2 separate regions of the Mus musculus genome follow, and region 1 is linked to region 2. A link is a loop called in an ENCODE intact Hi-C map of the cell type or tissue named here. Cell type or tissue: heart. All regions are shown on one strand. Each heading gives the region's core, and the rest is flanking DNA. Links, peaks and the distances in the headings are about the cores only.

Region 1 (9,266 bases), core at 323-8,322, 100 kb before region 2:
GAAGAAAAACTAATTGGTATTAGGTAAATTATTTCAATCTTTCCATGTATTTGAAATCTTTTAAAGTAATAAGTATATATTACGCTTTTTTTAGATTTATTTATTTATTATTATATGTAAGTACACATTTTCAGACCCTTCAGAATAGGGCATCAGATCTCATTACAGATCCACAGTGTGGTTGCTGGGATTAGAACTCAGGACCTTTGTAAGAACAGTCTGCTCTCTTAACCGTTGTGTCATTTCTCTAGCCCCCCCCCCCATAATGCTCTTTTTTAATTTAGAAGGAATAACAGAATATGGATGTTGATTTACTGAATTAGCATACGTTTTTTATTTTGATGACACATATGTTAGATGGCTGAGGCTGAGCTTTACAGACTTCTGCTTTACAGGGTTGTAAGAAGAAAAACTGAACCTGGGTGTCATGGCGCATGCCTTTCATCCCAGCACTTAGGGGGCAGAGACAGCAGGATCTCTGTGAGTTTGAAGGTAGAAGCCATGTACATAGTAGTTCCAGGCCAGCCAGGGCTACATAGTGAGACCCTGTCTAAACAAACAAACAAAACCTAAAACAAACAAACAAACAAGCAAAAAATGCTGTACTTCTTTCCAAGGGGATTTGTTTAACGTTTACCTTCTATCTACTAGTTCTGCTGTATCCTGGCATTCATTTTCCTGATGGAATTCTCTCTCAAGTAAAACCATGGTGTTCTAATATTTTGATAACCACAGCTCCAGATGGCAGAATGTTTAACAAATATATGACTTAAAATCCAAGAAAAATACATAATACACTGGCATGAACTGAACACCTGGGTAAAACAATATGATTCAGTGAGTGTTTTTGCACAGAGTCTGGGGCAGAGCAGCACTGCACTTTCAAAATTCGCTCTGGTCTCACTACAGAAAGGCAGAACAGCCAGACTCAGAACTGGAGAGCAAGAAGGGTGAGCATCTGGAGAGAGCATACTGATATAACTGCAGACATATGACAGAAACAAAAGGTCTGCACTGTAAGACAAGCATACTAGTACCTGCCTGTTACTGTTATTGCACTACGAAGGAGGGAAAGCAGGAAGACCCTAAGTTCAAGGCCAGCCTCTACCAGACTGAGCTGTGAGCCAGCCTGGGCTCCAAAGTGAGAACTTACCTGAAAGGAAGGAAGAAAGGAAGGGAGTGAGGGAAGAGAGGAGGGAGGTAATGCAGACATGTTAGGACAGAGGGTGCAGTAATATTTCTTTTATTGACAAACACTGAAATAAGAATTTGAAGTGTCTGTAGCATTTCAAAAAAACCTAAGGTAAGGCTAGCAATCTATAATCTTTAGGTCAAATCCAGACACCACCGGTCTTTAGCTTGATAGATAAAACTGGTTTACAGGTGAATAGTTGTTACCAGATGACAAAAGACTAACTTCAAAGACCAAGTTTCTCGCCAATAGACCAACCTACTGACTAAACAATGCACTCATTTAGTATGATCTGCAGATTTTCTCTTCTAAGTATCTATGCTATCCATGACTTTGCCTTTGGGCCTGAACCAACAAATCTAAACTATACACCAATAGGACTATTACAGAAAAAGTGGTCGGCCTCTGTTCTCTTAAATAGAATTCATAAAGGAAGTCAGTTGAGAGCACTAGACACTCAAGAAAAGAAGAAGGATCTAATCCAATTACATCAATAAATCCTGATTAGTCAATCTTGTTTGATAAGGGTTGCTGGCTTACTATACTGAACTTTGTACAGTAAAGTACAAGTGAGCAAACCCTGCAGTTAGTCATAGCTAGGGAATCAACTTATGATTTTAAAAACAGCATACATATTTCCTTTTAATTTTTAAAATGCTAAACACAGAACATAGAGTTCAATCTAATGAACTCTTCATGGACAGGAACATCTGTCCATCTTCACCTATAGATGAAGCCTAACACAATCACTTATTTAAAAGGGAGAGAAAAGTAAGAGAAAATGTGTTTAAGCTTATTTCAATCAAAATCATATTTCTGTGGTTAGCTGTACATATATAACTCAAGGATCCCACACTCTTTCTGGAAAACACAGGCCAGACATGAAATACAACAAAAGAAAAGCAAGCAGCACAAAGAAGGCTAGGAAATGGAAATGCCACAGCCCTATGCACGTGACTAACAGGGAGCTCTAGCCTGGCAGAGCCTGTACATCAGAAGCACAAAATTACAGTAAGTAAAAATAACTTCAGGGTCCCGGCAAATAACAAGCCTGGAAGAAAAAAAGTTGTTGGCAGGAGTTGCAGGTAACATAAATGAGGGTTGCTGACAGATTTCAAAAGGGAGAAGAGGGATGGCCTCTTCTAGGCGTGGAATACGCAGGGCAACTATAGAGCTGTAAGAACTCCAAAAGGATTGCGGCACAGCAAAAAGCAGGGCAGAAGCCAACAGCTTCGAAGGTCTCAACAGGCCTGGGGGATGCAGCTCTTTTAAAACAAATGTCAACACTGCTACTTATTTTAATCACCTCAAGATAAAAATCAAGAAACATAAAATTGTAATCCATCCTCTGGCCTCTGTACAAAGCATGATGCATGTGCCACCCGTTCCCCCTCAAAAAATGAACCTAATAAAACACACACTGCGCTTCAAATAAAAGACTCGATGAAATAATACTTATTGCTTCGTAAAAGTAAGAATACATATTGCTACAGTAAGACAAGCCCAACTTTTCTAAATTAGTGCTCATAAATTAGGATCAAAATGAGAATTACAAGGATGAAAATACTAATGAAACGCTTAAAGGTGTCTTTATTTTGGACATGTGATACTGAGCAAATGTGAGTCATTTTAAGTGGGTTTATTTGCAAAATATGAAGACGTTATTAGGCAGGTTAGGAAAAGTCTAACTCAAGTTTAGCTCTTGAGTGTCGGTTAAAACCACCATTTGGGGCTTTTGTGACAGTGGACAGCTACACAGGGTCAACAGAATGCAGTGTCTGCTGTAAAGGAGGCAGCTTAGGTTTCTTCATACAAAACAAAGGAAAAATAGTGAAGAAAAAGAAGCTCTCAAGCAAGAAGGAATTACCATAACAGGATTCAGGCAGATGCTTAAGACACACAGCACAAGGGCTACAATGTGAAACTGCTGTGACCTTTGTGAAGCATCCCCCTGCCCAGCTTTCTAGGTACACAAGTTCTCCAAGCACCAAGATTCTCCTCTATTCCCAAGTACACGCCATTATCCCGGAGCCTGTCCTAAGCGGCTCCGAAGGCGTTGCTGGGCATGCGCATGTGCAGCCGGGTTTCGGGTCCGGACAGTGGACTCACTGTTCCCAGCTAGTCCCACCCGCCTGCTCACCTGCTTCCGGGTGATCCCGGGCCCAAGAGGGGCTCCCGCTCGGCCTCACTTCCCAGGTTCGCCATAATTCCAGCTCTCGCTAGGCGGCGCGCTGCCCACTCTCGCGACACCTGCTCCTTCTCCAGGCCCGGAGCTGTCAAAACACTCCTACGAGTGCGCTTGCGCGCCGTGAGGCCGGAAGCGGACCGGCAGCCGAAGGGAAATGTGAAGTGTGTGGGCCCTGCAGGAGGCGGTGGTGGCAAACAGAGAGAAGGCCGGAAGAGGTGGAGCAAGGCCAGAGCCGGCCTCTGGGGGCGTGTCCCGCGGACGCCACGCCCCGCCCCGAGGACGTCCTCCCTGTCAGGCTGGCTGGCAGCTCGCCTGCTGTTTTGTACCTGAGCAGATTCAGCTCTCTGCTGTCCGAGCTGAGGCGAAAGTCCGGTGCCTTAAGCGTGGAGAGCGGTGGTGGCCAGAGGCTTGGCGAGTTCCCCTTCAGGTGTGCCTCGGCGAGCGGCCTGTAAGTAACAGCCTCTGTCATCTGCTTACGTGCAAGGCGGCATGAAGGCAGCAGTGTCCTGTCCGACAGAGGGCGTTGGGGACCCCTGTGACCCAACCCTGCTGGCCATCAGCGCCTCACCTGAAAGGGACTGAGGATGAGGCTGATGGTAGGCAGCCGCTGTTATACCCCTGACTCCGCTCCTGAGAGACTTGGAAGTCGCGGCTGATGGCAGCCAGACACTGATGCCCCCGCCGGCTCCTCACTTGAGGGGACTGAAGGTCGGGTCTGAGGAGGCTACAACCTCGCTGGTTCCGGGCCCCAGAACCTCAACTTTGCAAAAAACCAGCCCCTAGGCAAAGCCTGCTTAGCTCCAACCCGCTGCTTTCAGCACCAGGAACATAAACACTCAACAGACTCAGATACTGTTGACTTCCTAGTCTCTGTCCCTGCCATTGGACTTGTCAGCTAATTGCTGCTAGAAGTCATCGTGTGTCTCCTAAAGTAATGTTTTCTTAACTATAGATAAGATTGTCATGTGATTTCATTGGATCACATCTCTCCTAGGACACGGGTAAAGCAGATACTTATCTATCTGATCAAGACCGGAGGTCGAGATAAGTTACCCGGAATCTCTCAGAGTTGGGGCCCAGTCTCAATTCTTGAACTCCTTGAACGCTTAGCGTTTGTCCTGCCTCAGGAGCTCTCTGTTGTGTGGTATTCCCATCTCCTCTCCTTTGATCTTTCATTTGTGATCATCTCATGTGCAGCCAATCAGGCATACCCTACTAGAGAACTGTTAAACTTGAAATGTCTTCTGTTAATTATCTTTGAATCCAATCCTGATTATTAGATACTTCATTGTATTCAGTCCTGCACATTTATCTATAGTAACAGAAACAAGGAGATTCTCGTTATTGGTTCCAAGACTACAGATGGGTAGAAAATAAAGTCCTTTTTTTTAACCTCAATATTCTTCCTGTGTTATGGTTGTCATTTCTAATCCCTGGACAGTTGCACAATTTGTGACTCATATGTAATAGAGGAAGAAAAATTTAACTAGCATTCCATCAAGTACAATTTGGTATATGTTGAAAGAAATTTTATTCTTATTCGGGTCCTCATTTCATCCCTACAATGGTTTTCTAAAGAGGAGAGAGATTGACTCAAGTAGACAAAGAAGTGAAAGGCAGAGAGAATAGGAAGATGGCAGAGGGCTACAGAGCTAACCAACAGTAGCTTGAATTCAAGAAACAGGACTCCTCTAACAACAAAACCTGTGCTGTTTACCACCAGGTTTCCTGTAAACAGAATATCAAGAATATTTTCTCATATTTCCTAATAGCAAAGCAAGTATTTAGTGTTTATTTAAATGAAATAATTTGTTGCTCTGTATTAGGCCAAGTATAGTTTTCTACTTTCCAGTTGAGGTGGCTCACTCAAGGTCACACAGCTAAGTGGGGAAACTCAGGTCTTTCCATTACTGTCTCCAAGTGATGAATTCAGACAACAAAAACACATTCAGTGAGGACACAGACAACTCCTAAAGTCTAAATAAACTCAGAAACATATCAAAGGTAGCAATCAAAGCAACATGGGGGAGGACAAACAGTGGTTTTTGTTTGTATTGTTTTGTTTTATATTTTTTAAATAGTCCACCAAGAAAAAAGAGTCAAAGTTGAAGAGACTAAACCTCTCTGAATGTATTACTCAAAAATTGGGGACTTAGGTATTTGTCCCCCCACTCTACCCCCTTTTCTCTTTTGGTGATGCTAGGAATTCCACTAAACCTTTCAAGTGTTTAACGGGAAAGTTATCAACTGAGCTATACATCCAACCCCTTGTTGGGTTTTCTTCAATGATTTTTTAGAATAGTTACATCCCTCCCACTTATTTTCCTACTCTTCTTCAGTATAAAAGCAATTAAATCAGTAGCCTAAGAATAGCTGGTGTGTGTGTGTGTGTGTGTGTGTGTGTGTGTGTGAGAGACAGAGACAGAGACAGAGAGACAGAGAGACAGAGAGAGAGCGAGCTAGAGAGATTTTAATGTGTGACATGGGCTGGAGAGTTGATCCAGACCTTAAAAGCACTTATGGCTCTTGCAGAGGATCAAAATTCAATTTCCACATGGTAACATGTCATCTAATTCTGAGGAATCTGATGCCCTCTTTAGACATCAATAAGCACTAGGAACATGCATGCATACATACACTCAGACAAATAAACATTTAAAAAATGAAAATTATGTCTCTTGGGGGGGCAAGAGGGAAGTTGGCACACATGGTAGATTAAAAAAATATTACATTTTTACAATCTATTTTGCAGTACACATATGCTACAGAGGATACGAGGAGGTCAGAGGACAGATTGCAGAAATGGGTTTCTCACCACAATGACAATTTTGAAATTTACTTATGCCTTTGAGATCACATACATAAAAGTCTAGGAAGAGCCAGGCAGTGGTGGCACACTTGGGAAGCAGAGGTAGGCTACTCTCTATGACTTGAAGGCAAGCCAGGACTACACAGAGAATCCCAGTCTCAAAAACAAACAAACAAACAAACAAAAGTCTAGCAAGAAAAAGTAATGTTTGTTTAAATACTTAGATATCAAAGTAATAGGAGATTAAAAAGTACTAGATGGAGTAATATTTGTAGATTGTGAGTGCCACGCTAGCAATAAAACTCATTTCTAGGAAAGACATTCTATTCCTTGGCACTGTGATGGCACTTCTATTTTTGTTCCACTTTGTTTCTTCTCTGCACACTTGCTATTTAAAAACACAGATGTCCCTTGTATCCATTGGTACTTCAAAAGGGATTGCTATTTCTACAGGATCTCACTGGTGTCTTGCTTGACCTGAGGGCTTTTAGTGCCTGGAATAGCTCCAGATGGCACTTTAATGTAAACTGATGTTGTCTTTATCCCAACTCAGAAGATTCATAGTTCTGGATATCCTGAACATAGCCAGCTCTGCCTAGAAAGATTTTTTTAGAGGATGTGAAAATGGCTCAATAGGTAAGAGCACTTTTTATACAAGCAGGAGGATCTGAGTCGAAGGAACCAACATTTTGTAAAAGACTGGTCACTGATACTTGTGTCTATGACGCTACTACCATGCGAGTGATGTATATAACTGTCATGTAAACCTACATACATGCAGCATACACACATACACAAATACACACAAAAAAAAGAAGGAACTATATCATTTAGACATTCAGAAATCATTTTATACTGCTCTGAGACTGAAATTGGATTTTTGAATATCTGTATAATACCAAATTTCAAAACCAAATACATAATAAGCCCTATATGTGTTTGATTTGTTTTCTGTTTTTTACCTGTGAGATACGTGATAGTAGGTAAATATAGCAAGAAACTATGCTGCCTCTAGACTTGAAGTGGTCTATTACATAGAAAAGCAAAGTGATGTGGGAAATTTTGCAGTACTGGGTTAAAAAACAAAGGAGTGAACAATTTGGTATGTAATGAATATTGTTCACTGCAAAATAATGGAAATTTCATTGTCATTAGGTACTTTATTACACATGCAGAAATTAATATAATTTTTAAAAAGTGCTCTGGGCATGTTGGCATTTGCCTTTAATCCTAGCACACATGGGCCAAAGATAGATCTCTACGAGTTTCAGTCCAGCCTGGTCTACATAGTGAGTTCCAGGACAACCAGGGCTATGTAGAAATAAAAAAAAAAAAAAAAGCTTGTAATAGTACACTGTTTCTTGTTGAAGATTATTTGGGTTTTGTTTGTTTTCTCAAATATAATTGATTTAGTGTCATGATACGTGATATTCCAAAGGTGAATGTAGATCCTAGTATACTTGAGGAAGACAAGACCTTTATTATAGTATACAACTGCTCTGCAATTTAATAAATACATACAAAAATATGAGTAATAAGTTTATGAACCATCACAGAAAGACCTAAGTAGTAAAATAATTTAAATCAATGTTAGCTTCCTGTCTCTGTGACAAAATACCTCAAAAAACAACCTAAACTGAAAAACACATTAAACACTTTTCTATTGTAATAGAAACACCATGACCAAGGCAACTTCTAGAAGTTTATTTGGAGGGTCTAGTTTCAGAAGGTGAGTCAGTGACCATTGTGGTGAGAATGTGGCAGCAGGTAGGTATGGTGCTGGGGCAGTACCTAAGAGCTCACATTCTGATCAACAATTATGAGTCAAAGAAAACTAACTGGGGATGGTGTTTGGAACCCCACAGCCCACCCCCAGTGACACCTCCAACAAGGCTATGCATGCCCCTAATCTTCTCAAATAGTTCTACCAACTATGAACCAAGTATTCAAATATATGAGCCTATTGGGCCATTCTCATTCAAACTACCAGGAAAAGGTTATCTGAGCTCATTGTTTCCGAGTTAGTGTTCATTTGATGGCTTTGCTGTTAGACCTGTAGCAAGGAAGAACATCATGACATGGAACTTATGGCAGAGAACCTCCTTTCCAGTCATGGACTGGGAAGGAGAGAGATAAAAAGACAGAGTAGAAAGGGACCCAGGCTCTTGATATACCTCAAGCACACATACCCAGGAACTAAACCATTTCATAAGGTTGTACCACTTCCCTGTACACTGAGCAGCAAATCTTTAGAATACTCAGAGAACATTTCAGATCCAAACCATAACTGTTCGTCATTTAGAATTGTATTTCTGTAAAATGTATCTCCATCCTACCCCATATATCCAAAGACCCGAGATCATTTGGGAGTATGAAACATTTTTAACTTGTTTGTATTTGTATATAAACACATGTTGTGGTGTGCAAGTGGAGGCCAAAAGACAATTTACAGAAGTCAGTTCTCTCCTTCCAAACATGTATGTCCTGGGGATCAAAGAAGTATCAGTCATGGTGCCAATACTTTTAATTACTGAGCCTTCTCACCAGCCGTAGATTTCTGTTAACAGGGTAAAGGATACACTGACTTAAGTGATTCTGGGGATCCATCCCATAGTCAGCCACCAAACCCAGACACTATTGCATATGCCAGCAAGAGTTTGCTGAAAGGGCCCTGATATAGCTGTCTCATGTGAGGCTATGCCAGTGCCTGGCAAATACAGAAGTGGATGCTCACAATCAGCTATTGGATGGATCACAGGGCCCCCAGTGGAGGAGCTAGAGAAAGTACCCAAGGAGCTGAAGGGGTCTGCAACCCTATAGGTGGAACAACAATATGAACTATCCAGTACCCCCAGAGCTCGTGTCTCTAGCTGCATATGTAGCAGAAGATGTCCTAGTCGGCCATCATTGGGAAGAGAGCCCCCTTGGTCTTGCAAACTTTATATGCCCCAATACGGGGGAATGCCAGGGCGAAGAAGTGGGAGAGGGTAGGTAGGAGAGCAGGGTGGGGGGAGGGTATAGGGAACTTTTGGGATGGCATTTGAAATGTAAATGAAGAAAATATGTAATAAAAAATT
Region 2 (9,266 bases), core at 350-8,349:
GAAGTTCTTAGCCCAGACACATAAGCTTTTGAGATACTAAATTCCTATTTCAGTAAGACTGCTGTACTGAAAGCTACCTAAGCTTGAAGAGTTGTTTTGTGCCTTATATTCTCAAGTAGAAATGAAAATTTCAGCCGGGCGTGGTGGCGCACGCCTTTAATCCCAGCACTCGGGAGGCAGAGGCAGAGGCAGGCGGATTTCTGAGTTCGAGGCCAGCCTGGTCTACAAAGTGAGTTCCAGGACAGCCAGGGCTAAACAGAGAAACCCTGTCTCGAAAAAACAAACAAACAAACAAAAAAAGAAATGAAAATTTCAAGTTTAAGGTCAGCTTTAGCTAAACAGTAAGACTGTCTTTGTTGTTTTGAAACAGTTTCTCTGTGTGGTCCTGGCTGTTCTGGAACTCACTCTGTAGACCAGGATGGCCTCTAACACAGAGATCTGCCTGCCTCTGCCTCCCCAGTGCTGGGATTAAAGGCGTGCACCATTACCACCCTGGCCAGGTTTTACTCTTAAAGAACATTTTCTCAAGAGACTAACTTATGTTCTCTAGATTTTAATTCCCATTACATTAAGGGGTAATCTCCAGTAATTTAATATGCCTGCTACATGTTATATTTATCTCATGTAATCCTCACAGTATGGCATGGGCCTTAGTGGAGGCAGAGAAGACTGGCAGTGGCAGAATGATGGAAGGGTGATGGCAGTATGCAGGTAGCAGTAAAAAGATCCCATAATTGGTAGGATTAGTGAAAGCCTGGAACACTGCTGGCTGGCAGCTTCTTGTCGATGAAGGAACTGTTAATTCCACCAGGCGAGAATAAAACCACTACACATTTTTAAAGCCAAATATGAAGCAACCTTTAATTAAATACTAGCCAGGAGGATGGACTCTGATCAGGTCTATTCCTGGGTGCCCCGAAAATGACAAGTCACATTTTGCAGAGACTTAAAAAGGCAACCCATAAGTCTATCATATTTCCCATCCAGTCAATAAGGAGGCAGGCATACAACCTGATGTATTTTCTACCTCCTGTCTACATTTGATCAAGCATATCTGGTATAGCTGGGTCAAACAGACTTGTTTAGGGGTGTTAAAACATACAGGTTGTTATCTCCCATAAACAATACCCACCAGTATTTCAGGAATTATCTGTCCTTGGGCAAAGGATTTGCAGGATAAGAGGTATTTTATTTCATGACTCTTGTGATGATTTATATATGCTTGGCCCAGGGAGTGGCACTATTAGAAGGCATGGCCCTGTTGGAGTAGGTGTGTCACTGTGGGTGTGGGAAATAAGACCCTCATCCTAACTGCCTGGAAGCCTTCAGATGAAGATGTAGAACTCTCAGCTCTGCCTGCACCACGCCTGCCTGGATGCTGCCATGCTCAGGTCTTGATGATAATGGACTGAACCTCTGAACCTGTAAGCCAGCCCCAATTAAATATTGTCCTTTTAAGACTTACATTGGCCATACATAGTGTCTGTTCATAGCAGTAAAACCCTAAGACAGACCTCTTAGGCATAGTAAAACTTACAACATAACTTTGGCTCTCACAGAACTAGTATGGAAGGGAATGACAATCATGTCTCTTAACTTGTAAGGACTAGAAAGTGGTTACCATTCACCAAGGATATTAACTGAGTGTGATGACACAGGCCTGTAATTCCAGCACTTGGGAACTACAGGTCAGATGATTAGGAGTTCATAGTTTTCCCGGGGAATTTAAAGAATTCAATGCTAGTCTGGGTCACATGAGACTGTCTCCGCAGAAGGGGAGCTGTTGGCTAGAGGATGCTTTCTCTCACATTCATATAGGAGAGCTCATTTCTTCATCCTCTACCCATTTGCCTTCATAGTAGAGTTTTGACCCAAATAACTTGTTTCTCTAGGCTAGGATGGATAACTCCTATTCAAGAACAAATCATTCACAGATCAGCTAGTGACTCATTTATTTTTACTAGAAAAATGGGCACAAATGGCCAAGTGCTTTCTTGGCACCCCAGACATTTCACTTCCAGCACTGTTTTAGGCACAGAGATCTATCTCCACATTTGTCCATGCTGGCCACATAATCCTGAGTTTAAGTGATCCTCCCACATCTCTGAGTAGCTGAGATTACAAGTGCCTGACACCTTGTCTGGAACCTCCATGGTTTTGAACTAGGAAATGGAGGAAGAATCTGATATAAGCTATATTCTAGCTATAAAGGAAAAGTCAAGGAACAAAATGGCGGTTAGCAATGGCAAACTGGCTCAGCTAGGGTGCCAGTAACAGATGGAACATTCAGAATGCATAATTTGAAGTTGTTAAAAGGACCATTTACAGAGGTATGGACTATCTTCAGAGAATCTGGGGCCAGCTAGTACACCCCGAGGGCTGCTGCTTATTATCTCTATGGCTAAAAGGGCAAAGATTAGAAATACAGGACAGGTAGAGAAAAAACTCTGCTGATAAGCTTTGGTGATTTGACTTAGGGAACGAGGACTGTGAACTTCCATATCTTCAGACCTTTCTAATATTCAGATGCTAGAGGGCAAGTCTGCACACTGCTACTATCTAGGGAAGTTAGACTTCTCTAGTACAAGGTCAGGAGAAGGAGGATTGCCAAGTTGGGTAGCACATAACTACAGCTCCAGGAAGAACTTGGGAGGCTAAGTCTGGTAGATTTTAAAATTTGAAGTCAGTCTAGGTTACATAGCATATTCCAGGGCAGGCTGGGCTACTTAATGCAACTCTGTCACAATAAACAAACCAAAATAAAACAAAACAAAAAATACAAAGCAACCAAATAAAACACAGGACAACCCATTTCCCAGACCCTTCTTAGGGAGGTATTACTCTATCTCTTAAAAAAAAAAATTATTTATCTATATGAGTACACTGTAGCTGTCTTCAGACACACCAGAAGAGGGCCATGTGGTTACTAGGAATTGAACTCAGGGCCTCTGGAAGAGGAGTCAATGCTCTTAACTGCTGAGCCATCTCTCCAGCCCCGGCTCTACCTCTTAATAAAAGTTTTCTTGCTTGTTCTTCAGAAACAAAACACGAAACAAATAAAAAAGAGCAGAAAAAGAAAAAGGCTAGAGTGAACAAGAACAAAAACATCAACGCTCTTAACAAGAAGCAGGTATGGCAGGCAGCGGTGGCACAAGTTGCCTAGCAAGAGGCAGGGGGAGCTCTGAGTGTGAAGCTAGCCTGGTCTTCAGAGTGAGTTCCAGAACAGCCAGGGCTACACAGAGAAACCCTGTCTTGAGAAAAAAAAAAAAAAGAAGAGGAAGAGGAGGAGGAGGAGGAAGCAAGAGTTCTAAGTACTTGAAAGATAGATAATAGCCAGCCAGCTTCTGTCCAAGTAACAATGCACTACAATCGAGGCTTTAACCCCTGCCACTGTTTTCTGGAGTCTACAACTGCTCTCAATTCTCTACTGGCAAAACAAATACTGTTTCTAGAAACACTGTTTCTTTCTCATCCTTCACTTTGACTTAAGAATCTGTCTGTCTGTCTCTTTTTTTTTGGGGGGGGGGGGGGGGAGTTGTTCCAGACAGGGTTTCTCTGTATAGTCACGGTTGTCCTGGAACTCACTTTGTAGACAAGGCTGGCCTCAGACACAGAAATGTGCCTGCCTCTGCCTCCCAAGTTCTGGGATCAAAGGTGTGTGTCCCATGCCCAGCTGAAACTTTTTTTTTTTTTTGAGAAGTCTGTAATCTTTAAATACAATCCAGAACTAGAGTGAGAGCTCAGAAAAGTACTTATGAGGATTTGAGTTTGATGTCCAAAAAAGGACCAAACATGGTGGCACCAGGGAGGTTCAGACTCACTGGCCAGCTGGCCCAGCCTAGTGGGTGAGTTCCAGCTAGTGAGAGAATTTACATCAAAATAATAAATAAATAAAGAGAAATGGGTGGATGCTGCCTGAAGTCTACCTCTGACCTACATACACGTACCCGTGTGTACACACATACACATACACATGCATACACCAAATATCCACAGCAGCACAAGTAAATGGAATTTTAGAGAGACACTATCCTATTTCCTCTTCCTCCCCTGACTCAGTCTTGTATTTCAATAAGCTGATGGTAAAAAATAAACACAGCTGGGCATGGTGGCGCACACCTTTAATCCCAGCACTTGGGAGGCAGAGGCAGGCGAATTTCTGAGTTCGAAGCCAGCCTGGTCTACAGAGTGAGTTCCAGGACAGCTAGGGCTACACAGAGAAACTCTGTCTCGAAAAAATAAATAAATAAATAAATAAATAAATAAATACAATGTGTTCAGAATCTCATTGACTAGTACTTGTTGGTACAATTTTATACAATTTAGTATTTCCCAACAGGTCTTGAAAAAAACAAACTAACTCTGATTACAAGAACAGCTAGCAGCCAAGCAGTGGTGGTGCACTCCTTCAATCCCAGCATTTCAGGTGACAGGGGCATCTCTGTCAGACAGAGGCAGGGGGATCTCTGCCAGTCTGTAGCTTGATCTACAGAGCTAGTTGCAGGACAGTCAGGGCTACACAAAGAAACCCTGTCTCAAAACAAAAACAAACAAACAAACAAAATAAAAACAAAAACAAAACAAAACAAAAACCAAACCAAAACAAAAAAAGTTGGCATTGGGCAATACAGATTGAAGTATAGTCCTCATTGACTAGCAACCAGTTTCAGGAGGTTGCTTAGGGTCACAGCAAAGCCTCACTTTATAGCTGACGTAATGTGTGAGGTCATGAGTACACTATTCAACAGGGTTGGAGCTGGCGTGAGGTGGAGAAAACCTTTTCACCAGTAAGAATAGCTCTCAATGATGACCTTGCAGAATAGAACTTCATTAAACCAGAAGCATGTGCTGCCAATATCACCTCAGATCAAATTTCAATGCTAAAAAGAAAGAACTTGCTAGGCTTCCCAAAATGTTATCTATCTGTACTGTGTCACTACCCATCACTGGGGAGCAACAGTGGGAACATAGTTAAACTGTGATCCAGTGCAATTCCTACAGATTAAAGCCTGGGAAATTAACTGGGAGTGATGGCTCCCCTCCTCTAATCAAGGCATTTGGGAGTTGGAGTAAAGGTCAAAGTTAAATCTCAAATCCCCGGGGCAAAAGGCTGAGGTGCCTATTTAACAATGGGGACCTGGAAGCTAGGTTCTCCAGGCATCCTTCAGCCCCAAACAATTACAGGGCCCTCCTGGCTGCCATACCCCCAGTCCCTACACTGGACTCCCCAGCCCAGGCAACTGGGCTGCTCTTCCCTTATTATAATGCAGCCATTCTGGTTGCACGTCCCTTTTGTACCTTTGGCCTCCAGGCTGCTAAAATTTGTCCCTTTCTCTCCCCTCTTCCATCCCCCCCTCCTCTCCACATGCCTCCAGTTCAGTCTCAGTCTGGTCATGTCCACTCTAGATTCCTCCACCATGCCTAGGAGCAGTCATGTCCTCTCCTCTGTAGCTCTTTTTTCACTCAGTCAATTGTTCAAAGCAAAGGAGCTGGAGAGATGGCTTGAGGACTAAGAGCGCTTACACTCTGGCTTCCCAGCACCGTGCTGGGCACAACAGCCTGTATCGGCAGCGCAAGGAGGATCCAATACCTCTGGTAATCAAGGGCACCTGCACACTTGTGTGTGTGCACAAACGCACACACACGTACTCGCATTCTTGTGATTAAAAATAGAACAATTCATGCTGGGCAGTGCGCTTCTTTAATCACAGCATTTGGGAGGCAGAGGCAGGCGGATCTAAAAAAAGAAATCTAGACAGAGTGAATGTACAAAGCCAACTGGGTGTGGTCCTTATGCTTTAATACTAGCCTTAGGGACTCTAAAAGAATCTTAAAAAAAAAAAAAAGTTCAAGACTAGCTGGTGGGTAGCACGCATGCCTGTTGGTCATCCCATTTCAAAAGCTAAGGCAGGTGCATTCCTTTGAGTTCAGAACCAGACTGGTCTAAATCGATGGCTTCCAGGGCAACCTGGACTAGAATGGTAGGCTCACGGCCAGCCTCGAGATCGAGGTCAACTTGTGCTACAGGAGACTTAGTTTGATGAAAACATCAAAACCCACTGAAAAAAAATGAAAAATGAAAAAGGTGGCGAAATGTCTAGTGTTCGTTTTACTCAAGAGCACTAAAGAATCATTTCGTTGTCTGTAGGTTAGAATCAGGACCGACAAGTGCACTTCTTGTAATGTCGAGGCTGGGTCTTCACTTGAACTTGGCTCCGGATCAGGAGTGCCTATTGGAGCCCACATCGTTACTGGGAAACTTTTCCTGGGTCCTGAGGACCCGCCCTCGTGAAAAGCCTGAAGCGTTTCACCTTAGCGCAAATGGACTTTCTGGTCCTCCTGGTTCCTGAAGATTGTCCTCCTAGTCCCTGGGTCACAGACGTAAGATGCTCCCCAAGCGTAGCAGGTTCATCCTCGCGATCCGCTAGGGCGGGGCTCTCATCAAACCATGCCCGCCGCATTCGGGAAGACTCCACAGGCCGCGGTCGCCCGCAGCGTTTAGGGAATGCCCGCAAGTGGCCACGTCACTTTCCAGGGTGCCCGCCCCCTAACCTGCCTCGCCCTCTACCCGCCCCGCCCCTCACCCTGACTGGCCCTCGCCCTGGTCCTTGGGCACCTGGCCTACTGAACGCTGATTATCTTGGCTCTTGCCTACATCACGCCCCGCCCACTGGCACGCCTTTCCCCTTGCGCGCCCCGCCTCTTGGACGCCTCCGCCTCCGCACGCCCAGCCCATCGGCCCGCCTCAGCCTATAAACGCCCCGCCTACCTGGCCACCCCGCCCATTGGCCCTCCTCGCCCTCTGTACGCCCCGCCCAGTAGCCTTCCTCGCCCTCTGCACGCCCCGCCCCTGGCTGCCTCGCCCTCTGCATGCCCCGCCCTCAGGGACAGTTACCGGCTCAGGCCGCGCGCGCCTCCGCAGCTCGCCAGAGATCCTTCAGACTGGCTGGAGCGCCGCGTTGTCGCCCGCGCCCGCTGAGGGCTCGCGGCTCGGGCGCGCCCGGCGCGAGTGGCGAGCTCCGGCCGTGCGCTGCGACGAGGCCAGGCGGCGGGCGGTTAGCGCTCCGCTCGGCGGGCGGGGAGGACGGGCACGCCGGGCGCTGCACGCCTCGGCGGGCGGGTTCCGCGTCCCAGGACCGAAGCGGGTCGGTGCCCCCGTGTGGAGAGAGGGGCGGCCGGGCTCCCTGGACCCGGACGGCCCCCGGCTGGGCAGGAGGCTGGGGCCAGGGGCCGGCCATGTCCGCTCGCGCCCCGGTGCCCGCCGCTGCCACCCGGGAGGACCCGCCCGCCGTGGCCGGAGACCGGGACGCGCTGTTGGCAGCGACGAGCCGGCGGGCGGAGCAGCCGGCGCCCGGCGAGCGGGAGGGCAAGGAGGCGAGGGAGGAGCGGGCCGCGGCCGCCACCAGCGCGGGTGCGCGGGGAGAGCCGTCGCCGGCGCTCGTGCTGGGACACAGCGTGCCGCAAGCGGCCGTGCCCGTGAGGCCGCTGGCGCTGCACCTGGCGCACAAGGCGCGTGCGCCCGGGGGTCCCTTCGGCGGGGAGGCTCCGCCGCTGCCGCCGCCGCCTCCGCCGCCGCCACCACCACCGCCGCCGCTGCCGCCGCCAGCACCGCGGGACCCACCGGAGGACGCCCGCGAGGACCCAGCGGCAGCCGGCCCGGAGGACAAGCCGCCGCCGCCGCCGCCAAAGGGGAACCCGTGGACCAAGAAGCTGCCGCAGCACCTGTCCACCGTGGGCACCGGCGTGCCGTCGCCCGCTCAGGACTCCCCGGAGGCCGGTGAGTGCGGTCCGCGGGAGGTGTTTGGTTCCTAGGTGTCATTCACCGTGCCGATTTACATAAATGGACATCTAGGAGAGGGAGCGACAGGAAGAGGTGGGACCTCAGGTTCTCCTTGACGGGTAGGGGCACGACGTGGGTGACTGGGCAGCGGGGCTGTGCTGGGCTCGTGCCTTCACGTGTCGGCGTCCTAGACGCGGTGAATACCGTGGAAAAGTTTCCGGGAACTTGACACAGAGTAGAGGCGAGTCGGGACGAGCGGATTTGTAAGTGGAAGTCCGATTGGGCTGGCTCCTGAAGTGAGGTGGTGAAACGAAAGTCTCGAAAAGCTGCTAGGTAGATGTGGCTGTGAAGGCAGCTGGTATTAGGTGTTTTTGCGGTTGTGTGGTTGTGTTTCAGAATGCCTGACACAGGACAGTTGATTCAGAGTCCGGATCGCACAGCTGGTCCCACGGTAGCCTGCGCGTTAGCAATTGGGTTGTGCCTTTGCGTTCGAATGCTGACCCATGCAATATGGCCCTTGGGGCTTTATTTGGGTTGCAGCAACTGCAGTTAGAAAGTAAAATGAAGACTGGCTTGTATTTGGTGGCGTATGCCGATTGATGTAGAGGATTAGGCGTTCGAAGAGAAGTCAAAAAGAAAAAAGTTAGAATGGAAATGCTGAGTAAAACTCTCCTTTTTCTTTTTTTTTCTTTTTTTAATAAAACTGCACTAAAATAACTGAACTTTTCTGTGGGAATTGCGGCTGTTTTGTTGGCAAGTTTTCGCTGGTCTGGGGAGAGTTGGTGGAACAGCCGAAGTTTGAGCATGTTTATGGGGTTGTGAGGGTCAAATGCGGTGAAGGGATCCTGTACAATTGTGATTGTTTTATCTCTCCTGTAGGGGGAGATAAATGTTGAACCAATTTAGTTTCTTAGGTTTTGCACGCAGAACCAATTTAGTTTCTTAGGTTTTGCACGCAGAAATGCTCACTAACTTATTTGCTTTTGTTATTTTGCTTGCTTTTTGAAACACTATCTACTTGTGTAGCCCAGGGGGTTGTGGAATTCTTGATCCTCACGTCACTGTCTTCTTCAAGATACTGGGATTATAGACATTCTGCTCTCCTTATTAATTCTTACTAAATTTTGACACCTTAAGGAAAAACAAAACAAAAGCACTGAGTTTTGCTCTCCATCTTGTATTAGTACAATTCTGGCCTGCTGAAAAGAGCAGTTTACTACCATTGCTAAATAAGTGAAGAGAACATGGTATATCAAGTCTTCTTAAAATTTCGTAGAGAAACCTGTTGATCACTCTGTTACCCCTCCATATCTAGATTTACACAGAGTACTAGGCATTATAATATTTATTGAACTATGAAATATTAATCGAGTTTTTTGTGTGTTTGTTTTTGTTTTGTTTGTTTGTTTGTTTTGTTTGCTTTTCGGTTTTTGGAGACAGGGTTTCTCTTTACAGCCTTGGCTGTCCTGGAACTCACTTTGTAGAC

Evidence for each region. Peaks named below come from ENCODE experiments on the same cell type or tissue, not always from the same donor. Only the 100,000 strongest peaks of a DNase experiment are listed, where the experiment ranks them.
Region 1: a loop joins it to region 2, with 10 times the contacts of the local background. A loop is called at or near these places in 4 of 42 quality-filtered maps.

Annotation. Positions count from the first base shown.
Region 1 is chr3:40,843,309-40,852,574 of GRCm38, forward strand. It overlaps Mfsd8 (major facilitator superfamily domain containing 8), which reads right to left and starts at 3,546. Exons shown (of 12, transcript NM_028140.5): 1 at 3,333-3,546. The coding sequence starts at 3,397. It also overlaps the pseudogene Gm2011. In heart, for the core only: CTCF peaks have their summits at 3,394, 3,597 and 3,873 (motif pointing right); DNase peaks (open chromatin) are centred at 3,453 and 3,943; H3K4me3 peaks cover 1,707 bases; H3K27ac peaks cover 1,297 bases.
Region 2 is chr3:40,942,908-40,952,173 of GRCm38, forward strand. Larp1b (La ribonucleoprotein domain family, member 1B) reads left to right here and starts at 7,743. Exons shown (of 10, transcript NM_001040399.2): 1 at 7,743-7,777. In heart, for the core only: no CTCF peak of the experiment used is centred there; DNase peaks (open chromatin) are centred at 6,804 and 7,844; H3K4me3 peaks cover 2,580 bases; H3K27ac peaks cover 1,944 bases; H3K27me3 peaks cover 404 bases.